2 separate regions of the Homo sapiens genome follow, and region 2 is linked to region 1. Evidence: chromatin loops called from intact Hi-C (ENCODE). Cell type or tissue: K562. All regions are shown on one strand. Links, peaks and the distances in the headings refer to the core of each region. The heading gives the core; the rest is flanking DNA.

Evidence for each region. Hi-C counts contacts between places; a loop is a spot of excess contacts. Peaks named below come from ENCODE experiments on the same cell type or tissue, not always from the same donor. Only the 100,000 strongest peaks of a DNase experiment are listed, where the experiment ranks them.
Region 2: it touches region 1 in a loop (2.3-fold over the local background); 2 of 110 quality-filtered maps call a loop at or near these places.

The regions. Positions count from the first base shown.
Region 1 is chr6:27,500,464-27,505,843 of GRCh38, reverse strand. TRS-AGA2-4 (tRNA-Ser (anticodon AGA) 2-4) reads right to left here and starts at 2,805; the gene lies at 2,724-2,805. It overlaps TRD-GTC2-7 (tRNA-Asp (anticodon GTC) 2-7), which reads right to left and starts at 2,100; the gene lies at 2,029-2,100. It overlaps TRS-TGA4-1 (tRNA-Ser (anticodon TGA) 4-1), which reads left to right; the gene lies at 1-16. RefSeq lists silencers at 1-2, 1-12, 1,965-2,084 and enhancers at 123-202, 2,885-2,934, 3,115-3,394. In K562, for the core only: CTCF peaks have their summits at 220 and 2,006; DNase peaks (open chromatin) are centred at 2,003, 2,583 and 3,093; H3K4me3 peaks cover 1,945 bases.
Region 2 is chr6:27,210,276-27,215,655 of GRCh38, reverse strand. TRR-ACG2-2 (tRNA-Arg (anticodon ACG) 2-2) reads left to right here and starts at 1,740; the gene lies at 1,740-1,812. It overlaps TRR-ACG2-3 (tRNA-Arg (anticodon ACG) 2-3), which reads right to left and starts at 483; the gene lies at 411-483. It also overlaps the pseudogene RPL10P2. RefSeq lists an enhancer at 13-513. In K562, for the core only: CTCF peaks have their summits at 879 (motif pointing left) and 2,484 (motif pointing left); DNase peaks (open chromatin) are centred at 455 and 1,735; H3K4me3 peaks cover 2,147 bases.

The sequences.
Region 1 (5,380 bases), core at 126-5,125:
AATCCTGTCGGCTACGGTTTGGTTTTAGCCTGACTTCTCCCAAATAGTTTCCTTCTAATTGCACCCCAAAGGCAACTGAGTCTCCTGGATTACAATTGTGTCATCTCCTTTGGTAACACTGCGTTGAACTCTGCATTCTAGCTGTCATCATCATTATTAACCCTGCGTTGTAGTTTACCTCTTTCTCTGAGTCCATTACTTTCCTCCTCCTCCAACATCCGAGACAACCGTGTCTCGAGTAAGAGAGAATCTATTGCTGTGGTGTAAACACCACCTAACGTTAATCCTGATTTGAGGAAGGCAATTCTCTTTTCCTCACCTACAAGCTCTGAGAATCGAAGTCAGACTCCATCGAGTTTTCTCTGTAGATAAGTCTAAGTTGCTTGTCTGGTGTGTGAAGATTTTGCCTATAGTGTATTAAGTGTTTTGTTAGCCCAAGTTTAGGGACTGTCATTCAACAGCAACAAGGCATTACCTGTTTTGCAGCAATAACAATGATTGTGATTGTAGCTTCAATATAAATTCGTTGGTTTGTAGACAGTACCACACACACTGTATCTTCTCGGCCTAAAAATTCGAGAGCCCAAGAATGGGAAAGGTTTATTAAACCACAGGAAGTGGATGTTAAAGCTAGCCTCTGGCTGCCAAGCCCTTATTATTTTTATTCTATTGATTTTGTTAAATGTCTTCATCTTACAGCTTAGAAAAATTCAAGGTGAAGTTCTCTGGCCCCAGTCTATTCTTCCTATCTTCTCCAGCACATTCAAAGACCAAGAACACTTATCTGGGCTTTACAGTAGATTCAGGAAACAGTGTAACTTCAGACACTCAGTACTTTGGTTCTCATACAGAATAAAGTTGGGAAGAAAAGGTCGAGGGAGAAGACGAAAAGATGTGGAAAAACAAGAAAACGGAAGAGAGGAGAAAGGCCAGGAGATTGAAGGAATGGAACAAAAGAGAAGCTAGCAGGGTGCCAAATATAGGAATGTTCTCACCCCTCTTGCCCACTTTTATTCTGAGTTTCCTCTGTCTTAGCAACCCCTAAATGCCCTTGCTCTTGCTCTGACAGGCAACTTTCCACTATCTCCACTCTTTGAAATCAGCCCCTGATGTCAAGGCACTTCTTAAAGTCCAATTCCTCCACAGAGGCATTTGTATTGTTTCCAGTTTGGCTATTATAACTAGTGCTGCCATGAATATTCTTGTACATGTATTTCAGTGAATATAAATAAATATTTTTGTTGGAGAGATATACTTATGGGTGGAATTACAGAGTCACAGTACATGTATACATTCAAGATTTAATATATAATGCTAAGTCATTCTCGCAAGTGATTGAGCCAATTTACACCCCCTGAGCAAGTATCACATTGTCCTGATTGCTATGGCTTTTTAAGTAACCCCCCCCCCATTTCAGGTAGCTCAATTTTTATTTTAAATCTGACATACATTCACTAACACATTGCCTGAAGCTTCAGATATTGTTGAAAGCAGCAGTGTTGACATTCCTCATGTGCTCCTGAAACTTGGGAATCTCCTCAAAAGTCTGTGGCCACTTTGTCATCTTCCCTCATACATTTGATCGACATCTTGTGGATTCTATAGTTTGGAGTTGCCCAGGTCAGCCATTGCAGCTGGGGCATACACGAGCCCCCAGCTGGGCCTTGTCGATATCTTCATTCCAAGATTTGATGTCTAGAAGGATGGAGGACTTGAACATTTACATGAGCTTTCTGACCATGCAAATAAGAGGCAGATGCTAGACAACTGTATTCTCGTTAACTTTTAATGAGTACATTTTGTGTCATTTAAACCTAGATTCTCCTATGGGCCTTAAAGTAACTGTGACTTTGAGGTTTCAGAATTGACTGGAATGTTTCTCTGATCAGAGCAGCGGTCTTAGGAGTGAGGAAAGTCGAGAGGGTCCATTGGCAGTTAAGGAGGAATGGCAGAGGGGTCCCACCGCAGCTCTGCTCTCAGAGCCAGGTAGGGGCCATCAGTGGGCAGAAGATGCAAAAAGCAACTTTTCTCCCCGTCGGGGAATCGAACCCCGGTCTCCCGCGTGACAGGCGGGGATACTCACCACTATACTAACGAGGAAGAACTCTGCGTCAGCGAGTTTTGACTACCTCTAATAAACTTAAGTATTCTTGCCCACTTTTTTAAGTCTGTAAGTTTGTATTCTACTAAATTGATTATACTTGGCGAATTTACACTTTAATCTGCCGCCTAAGCCAAAACGACGGGGTCTGTCAGGACAGCCTGGTCTTTCGATTGTGGTGGTGTCGAGATCTCTGACAGTGTTTCTAGTCATTTGCAACCAGCGAGACCGGGTGACCAAAGCAGTTGAACCATTGATTCCACAGAAACTGATAATTGACCAAAGACTTGGACCTCTGACTAGGACTAAATTTCCATGAAGAGGAAAGCACTATCAAGACTTGTAACAGGTATAGGCTTCAGGAGGGTTTGGAAGGCAGGGAAACGAGAGGCGTCCCCAAGAACCGTACAAAGGTACCGCTAACGGGAAAATGACTAGGTATCTGCTAATTAAGGTACCCATAATCTTATGAAAATAGTAGGTATTCAGTAACTTCCACCCTCCATTGTTGTGGGGTTTCAGGATCGGGGAAGTACCAAACAAATTCAGTTCGCAACACGTGAGTTGGCTTAAATTTCTTTCTTCTAAATTTTCTGTTGTTAATTATCTAAAACCTCGAACTCGTAGTCGGCAGGATTCGAACCTGCGCGGGGAGACCCCAATGGATTTCTAGTCCATCGCCTTAACCACTCGGCCACGACTACACAGAATCACAACGTTTTTTTTCACGGTATAGACATGAGAAAATGCAAATCAGGATAATTACTATCTAGGTACAAGAAAATGGGCTTTGTGAGTTGAACGCAAACTTTCAGGTACAACGAGAGTTTGGTTAAAAAAAAAAAAGCAAAAAAAGCCAACCTCCTGTGCCACCTGGACAAGAGCACTGGAATGAGAGTACTCCCGCGTGAGGATGAGCATCATCAGCGTTCCAAACAAAGAATACAAACTTCACGTTAGTAAACAGTGAGCGAGCTCCCGTCGGCGCCCGGAAGTAGGCTGTGGTCTGAGCTCTGGCAGTGGAGTCTCTGCAACTGGAACTAAACTTTGCTAATTAACAAGTGGACTGAGACCCTAACTTACGGCCCCCACTTATCTATTGCCTTTGAACAGCCTGTCTTCCGATAGCCCTGGACACTTTGGAAGATTGCATAACTTGTGGGAAATCAGCACTTTGATCAAAGTGGAAAATGGGCAGAAACAGCTGGTGATTTACATGATTTACATAGTTACGATGCAAGGATGTCCACTGTGGCATTGTTTGTATATAGCATGTAAATATGCTAACTAGTAAGGGAATGGTGTGATGCATTCCTATCACAGGGTACTATGCAGCTGTTAAAGAATTAGATTCTTATCGTTTTACTTGGAAATGTGTGTAAACTTTAATCCACAAAATAGCGAACATAAATAGTTCTATTTATATCGAATGAACCCCCAAATTAAAGTCCATTAAAAACATCCGAAGGGACGCTCACCAATCTAACAAAAGAGCAAAATGGAATGTAAGTGAGAGATTAAAATATCAATTTCGATTACTTTTGTATTCTTTACATTTGTCATAAAAACAATCTGCATTATTTATATAATTGGAAAATTAAAAATGGAAAAACAGACTGCATTAATTATATAATTGGAAAATTAAAAATGGAAAAACAGGCTAAAATATGCCATTGCATACTTACGCATTTAAAAACTGGTTGTGTAAAAACAAAAAAGTTAATACTAATTTATCTGAGGTGTTGAATCATAGCTCCTCATCGTTTTCTTCTTTTAGCTCTTCTCTCTTTCAAATTTTCAAGCAAAGTATATGTATTTATTTGTATTTTTACTTGAAGTGTTCCCACTCTTCCTTAAGACTACAAGATGATTGTAATACCTTGTTATCTGTTTGAAGAAATAAGGAGTGGTATGGCATTGATATTGAACCAGTAAAAATAATGCTACTATCTAACTATTCTAAATTTCACATTTTAGAAAATGCCTTCACATTCAGGATCTCATGTAACTCTCAGAACAGTTCCATGAGGTGCTGCCACCCACTTTTACAATAAGAAAAATGTCCGGATAAGAGAACTTTGTACATTCACAGGGCTACTGAGTATTGAAATCAAAGCATCTTACTCTGTATCAATTACTCTTTCCTTATAGAGATGGAAAATGACACCTTTAAGAAAAGAAAGGCACAGTCCTCTCAGCATTCAAAGGATAAATCCCACTTGGTCGCAGCATATCACCCTTTTTAAAAATTGCTGATTCAATTCGCTAACATTTGTTAAGAATATTTACACCTATTTTCATGAGGAACATTGGTTTGTAATTTTTTTTTTTCTCAAACTGTGATCTGGTGTTTGTTCACTTTGTTTTTGCTGAGGTAGGGCTATTTCATTTTTTATTTTTTATGGTAGCTTATTTTATTGAGGTAAAATATATATGTTTAATTTACCATCTTTACCATTTTTAAGTGTACAGTTCAGTAGAAATAAATACATTTATATTCTTTGTTTCCCTTCATCCCTCCCAAGTTTTGATATCAACTAATATTCAATTCATAAAATGAGTAGGAAAGTGTTCTCTACTTTTCCAGTTTCTGGAAAAGTTTATGTACACATGATATTATTTCCTCTTTAAAGGTTTGGTAGACTCCACCAATGAAGCCATCTAGGCCTGGATTTTTCTTTTAGAGAGGTTTTTAATTATAAATTATATTTTTAACAGTTATATTACAATTCAGATTATTTCTTGAGTGGGTTTTAGTAGTTTCTACCTTTTGAGAAATTGATATATTTCATCTAATTTGTCAAATTAATTGGCATATTATCCAAAATATTCTTTTATTTTTTGTATAATCTAGGTAAATGTCCCCTGTTTCTTTCCTGCTACATTTATTTTCTGAGCAGTCCGACTGGAGATTTATCAATATTATTCATCTTTTCAAAGCACTGGTTTTTAGATTTCATTGATCTTCTCTATTGTTTTTCTATTTCATTCTCTTTTGCTCTTTAATATTTGTTCTCTTCCACTTACTTTGAATTTAATTTACTCTTATTTTTCTCGTTTGTTAAGGTGAAACTATAGATGATTGATTGACACTTTTTTTTTTTTTAAGGGTCTGGCTCTGTCACCCAGGCTGGGGAGCAGCTGGGGTGTAGTGGCACGATTTCTGCTTGCTGCAGCCTCCACTTCTCCAGCTCAAGCATTCTTCCCACCTCAGCCTCCTGAGTAGCTGGGACTGCAGTCACCCGCCAGCCACCAACCTGGCTTGTCCCTCCCTCCCTC
Region 2 (5,380 bases), core at 232-5,231, 290 kb after region 1:
TACTAAAATACAAAAAATTAGCCAGGCCTGGCGGCGTCAGCCTGTAGTACCAGCTATTTGGGAGGCTGAGGCAGGAGAATTGCTTGAACCCGGGAGGCAGAGGTTGCAGTGTGCCGAGATGCAGCCAGTGCGCTCCAGCCTGGGCGACAGAGCGAGACTCCGTCTCAAAAAAAAAAAGAAAAAAAGCAATTTCCGAAGAGACTTAAGGTCTCAAATTTCAGTTTGATACTTAACTTTAAACCAGACTTAAAGGTCACGATTGTGATGTGCAGCAGTACGGTGCAAGGTGAAGAGCCAGATCAGATGAATTTTCTTTCAAAGGACTTTAAGAACCGGTTTCTGTCATCAGTTTGAAAACACACAGGATATTTTTCTTAAAAAAAAAAAAAAAAAAAGCCAAGATTAACACCCGAGCCAGCCAGGAGTCGAACCTAGAATCTTCTGATCCGTAGTCAGACGCGTTATCCATTGCGCCACTGGCCCTCGGTTGCGCTTTTGACTACTGGCCACTCAGTCTGCGTCTGTCGATTATCTATCATTGATGTACCCGCTTTTTGTTTTTGTTTTTGTTTTTTAATGAGACAGAGTCCTGCTCTCTCGCCCAGTCTAGAGTGCACTGGCGCGATCTCGGCTCACTGCAACCTCCGCCTCTCGGGTTCAAGCGATTCTCCTGCCCCAGCCTCTTGAGTATCTGGGATTACAGGCGCGCGCCACCACTCCCGGCTGATTTTTGTATTTTTAGTAGAGACGGGGTTTCACCATGTCGGCCAGGCTGGTCTCCAGCTCCTGACATCAGGTGATCCGCCCGCCTCGGCCTCCCAAAGTGCTGGGATTACAAGCGTGAGCCACCGCCCCCTTGTGTCTATTGCACTTGTGAAAGCTTCATTAATTTATGCAGTCGGTGCATCTGCTCATTCATTAAATAATTTCATTTTTTAAACATACTTGTGTTGGATACTGATGCTTTGTGTGGAACAGTGATCAGAGATCCAAATACTTTAAAAATTTTGAGATAATGAAAAAGAAAATGGAATACTTTCTTGAGGTACACATCATATGTTTTCCATTTCATTCTCCAAAGAACCATAACAAAAGAAACATAACCAAAGAATCCTTACAGAGAAAATAATTTCATACTTTATGCAACAGAAAAGACATTAAGAAACATCTCCCAGGCCGGGCGCCGTGGCTTACGCCTGTAATCCCAGCACTTTGGGAGGCAGGTTGATCACTTGAGGTCAGGAGTTCGACACCAGCCTGGCCAACATGGTGAAACCCTGTCTCTATTAAAAACACAAAAAATTAGCCTGGCGTGGTGGCGCGCGCCTGTAATCCCAGCTCATCGAGAGGCTGAGGCAGGAGAATCGCTTGAGCCGGGGAGGCGGAGGTTGCAGTCAGCCGAGATCGCGCCACTCCACTCCAGCCTTGGTGACAGAAGGAGACTCCGTCTCATAAAGAAAAAAAAACGAAAAGAAAAGAAAAAAAGAAAGAAGTGGGCACATCAAGTAAACAAATGTCAACGACAGTAACTCTATTATGTACATGATGTTCCAAAGCAGAAAATTTCTTTATAAATATAAATATCTGAAGGGAGTGAAACTTATTTAAATTGACCACAAAGACAATCGCGCTTTGCTAGAATCCACAGTCTTGTTCAATGTACGCCTGGTTGTATTGCAAACCAACTATTTTCTTAGTGATCCTAATGAAGAATAGATAATCGAGAGACCCACAACGACGGGCCAGTGGCGCAATGGATAACGCGTCTGACTACGGATCAGAAGATTCTAGGTTCGACTCCTGGCTGGCTCGGAGGCTTATTTTCTTCCCCCCCCCACACACGAATTCTCGCTCTTGTCCCCCAGGCTGGAGGGCAATGGCGCGATTTCGGCTCACTGCAACCTCCGCTTCCCGAGTTCAAGCAATTCTCTTGCCTCAGCCTCCCGAGTAGCTAGTAATACAGGCGCCTGCCACCACGCTCGGATAATTTTTGTATTTTAAGTAGAGACGGGGTTTCACCATGTCGGCCAGGCTGGTCTCGAACTCCTGACCTAAGGTGATCAGAGCGCCTCGGCCTCCCAAAGTGCTTGGATTACAGACATGAGCCACCGCGCCCGGCCTTTTTTTTTTTTTTTTTTTTAATTTTTAAAGAAAAATATCATCCTGTGTGTTTTCCGTTTTTTCTTTTTTTTTGAAATGGAGTTTCGCTCTTGATGACCAGGCTGGAGTTCAATGGGGCAATCTCGGCTCACCGCAACCTTTGTCTCCCGGGGTCAAGCGATTCTCCTGACTCAGCCTCCCGAGTAGCTGGGATTACAGGCATGCGCCACCCACGCCTGTCTAATTTTGTATTTTTAGTAGAGACAGAGTTTCTCCATGTTGGTCAGGCTGGATTCGAACTCCCGATCTCAGGTGATCCGCCCACCTCAGCCTCCCAAAGTGCTGGGATTAGAAGCGTGAGCCACCGCCCCCTTGTGTCTATTGCACTTGTGAAAGCTTCATTAATTTATGCAGTCGGTTCATCTGTTCATTCATTAAATAATTTCATTTTTTAATATACTTATGTTGGATACTGATGCTTTGTGTGGAACAGTAGAGATCAAAATACTTTAAAATTTTGAGATAATGAAAAAGAAAATGGAATAAAATACATTCTTGGGGTATACATCATATGTTTTCCATCTCATTCTCCAAAGAATCATAACAAAACAACCATAACCACAAAACCATTACAGAGGAAGTAATTTCCTCTGTAATTATAAGACTCTATGCAACAGAAAAGATTTTAAGAAACATGTCTCAGGCTGGGTGCGATGGCTAACGCCTGTAATCCCAGCACTCCAGGAGGCCGAGGTGGGTGGATCACCTGAGGTCAGGAGTTCGACACCAGCCTGGCCAACATGGTGAAGCCCCGTCTCTACCAAAAACACACACAAAAATTAGCCGGGCGTGGTGGCACATGCCTGTAATCCAGCTCGGGAGGCTGACGCGGGAGAATCGCTTGACCCCGGGAGGCAGAGGTTGCAGTGAGCCTAGATCGCGCCATTGCACTCCAGCCTGGGCAACAAGAATGATACTCCGTCTCAAAAAAAAAAAAAAAGAAAAAGAAAAAGAAAAGAAAAAAGAAAGAAAGAAACATCTTCCTTCCCCAAATTAGGTAAATTGATATAATAATTCAAGAAAGGTAAACATTTTGGCTGGGCACAGTGGCTCACACCAGCACTTTGGGAGGCCTAGGCGGGAGGATCGCTTAAACCCAAGATTTAGAGAACAGCCTGGGCAACATAGCGAGACACGGCGCTGCTCCCCACCCCTCCCCCGCCCTGCCCGTCTCAAAAGAAAAAAAATGGTAAACATTTTAACAACAAAATTCATTTAGCAACCTAGAAACTTGGAGTTAATATAAATATAAAGTTAAATTATAACAGTCATCATTAGATAAATTGGCTAAATATTATTTAAGGACTCAATGTAGGCGAAATAGGCATGTGAAAATGCAAAAGTATTTATAAACGGGGGTGGGTGGTCCTCTCCTCTGAAAGTGAGAAGCTCGGTAGTTTTGGGCCCCATTGCAGCCACAGTGCACAGCGCCTTTATCCCGACTCCTTCCTTGTAGCCTTGGCTAAGTTGTGTATCCGCCTTTTGTCTCAATTTCCTCATTTCTATTCACTGCTTTTTTTGTTGGTTTTGTTTTTTTGTTTTTGCTTTTTTTTTTGGACAGGAAGTAGGATTTACGGCGAGTATTAAGAGGAGGCAGCACAGTGGAAGCCCTCATGAATGCAAAGCCCTCCCTTGTCCAGAGGGCCACGATCGGGGATGTACTTGATCCCACAGCCATCTGGGATGAGCTGCTTCTCAGCCACCATGTCTTCAAATTCATCTGCATCGAACTTGGTGAAGCCCCCCTTCTTTGAAATGTGGACCTTCTGGCGGCCAGGGAACTTGAACTTGACCCTGCGAAGGGCCTCAATCACATGCTCCTTGTTCTGCAGCTTGGTGCGAATGGACATGATAACTTGGCCAATGAGAATCCTGGCCACAGTGCCCTGCGGGCTTTCCAAAGGCACCTCCCATACCTGTTTGGAGCCTGTCAGTCCCAGCACAGGACAACATCCTGTTGATGCAGATGACGTGGAAGGGGTGCAGCCGCACTCGGATATGAAAGCCATTTTTGCCACAACTTTTTACTATGTACTTATTGGCACAAATTTGGGCAGCCACCAGGGCTTCAGAGGAGAGCTGCTCATATTCATCTGACGCCATGTGACCAAAGAGAGGAAACTCATCCACTTTTGCTTGCTTCCCAGGTCTAAGATGCGAATCTTGGCATCAGGGACACCTCAGCAGAAGCAAGACTTTGGATACGGCTTGTTTTCACAATACCGGTAACAACGGGCGCGGCGGCGGCCCATGGTGACACCAGGATCTTCAGTGGCACGCCGAAGGGAAAGAGCTCTATTCACTTTTTTTTTCTTTTTTTTGGAGACGGAGTCTCGATCTGTCACCCAGGCTGGAGTGCAGTGGCGCGCTCTCCGCTCACTGCAAGCTCCGCCTCCCGGGTTCACGCCATTCTCCTGCCTCAGCCTCCCGAATACCTGGGACTACAGGCGCCCGCCACCACGCCCAGCTAATTTTTTTTTTTTTTGTATTTTTAGTCGAGACGGGGTTTCACCGTGGTAGCCAGGATGGTCTCGATCTCCTGACCTCGTGATCCTCCCTCCTTGGCCTCCCAAAGTGCTGGGATTACAGGCGTGAGCCACCGTGCCCAGCCTGTTCACTCTTTTTAAGAGTGCCAGGCACACACATACTAATGGATATTTATGATCTTAGATCTTTTAAATTATCATCAGCCTGGTTTGTTTTTAATACCACAGAACTACTTAATGATGCTTACCTACATTTCTATTATCAGTACAGGGAGTTTTTGTTGTTGTTGTTTGTTTGGTGTTTTTTTAAATTATTATTTTATTTTAATTTTATTTTTTTCTCTTTCTGTCACCCAGCCCCAGGCTGGAGTGCAGTGGCGCGATCTCGGCTCACTGCAACCTCCGCCCCCCGGGTTCAAGCAATTCTCTGCCTCAGCCTCCCGCGTAGCTGGGACTACAGGCGCCCGCCACCACGCCTGGCCTCCGAAAGCGCTGGGATTACAGGTGTGAGCCACTGCGCCCGGCCTGGGGAGTTGTATTTTTATTTTTATTTTTTATTTATTTTTTTGAGACGGAGTCTCGCTCTATTGCCCAGGCTGGACTGCAGTGGCCTGATCTCGGCTCACCGCAACCTTCACCTCCCGGGTTCAAGCAATTCTCCTGCCTCAGCCTCCCAAAGTGCTGGGATTACAGGCGTGAGCCACCGCGCCCGACTGAGGGGAGTTGTATTTTTA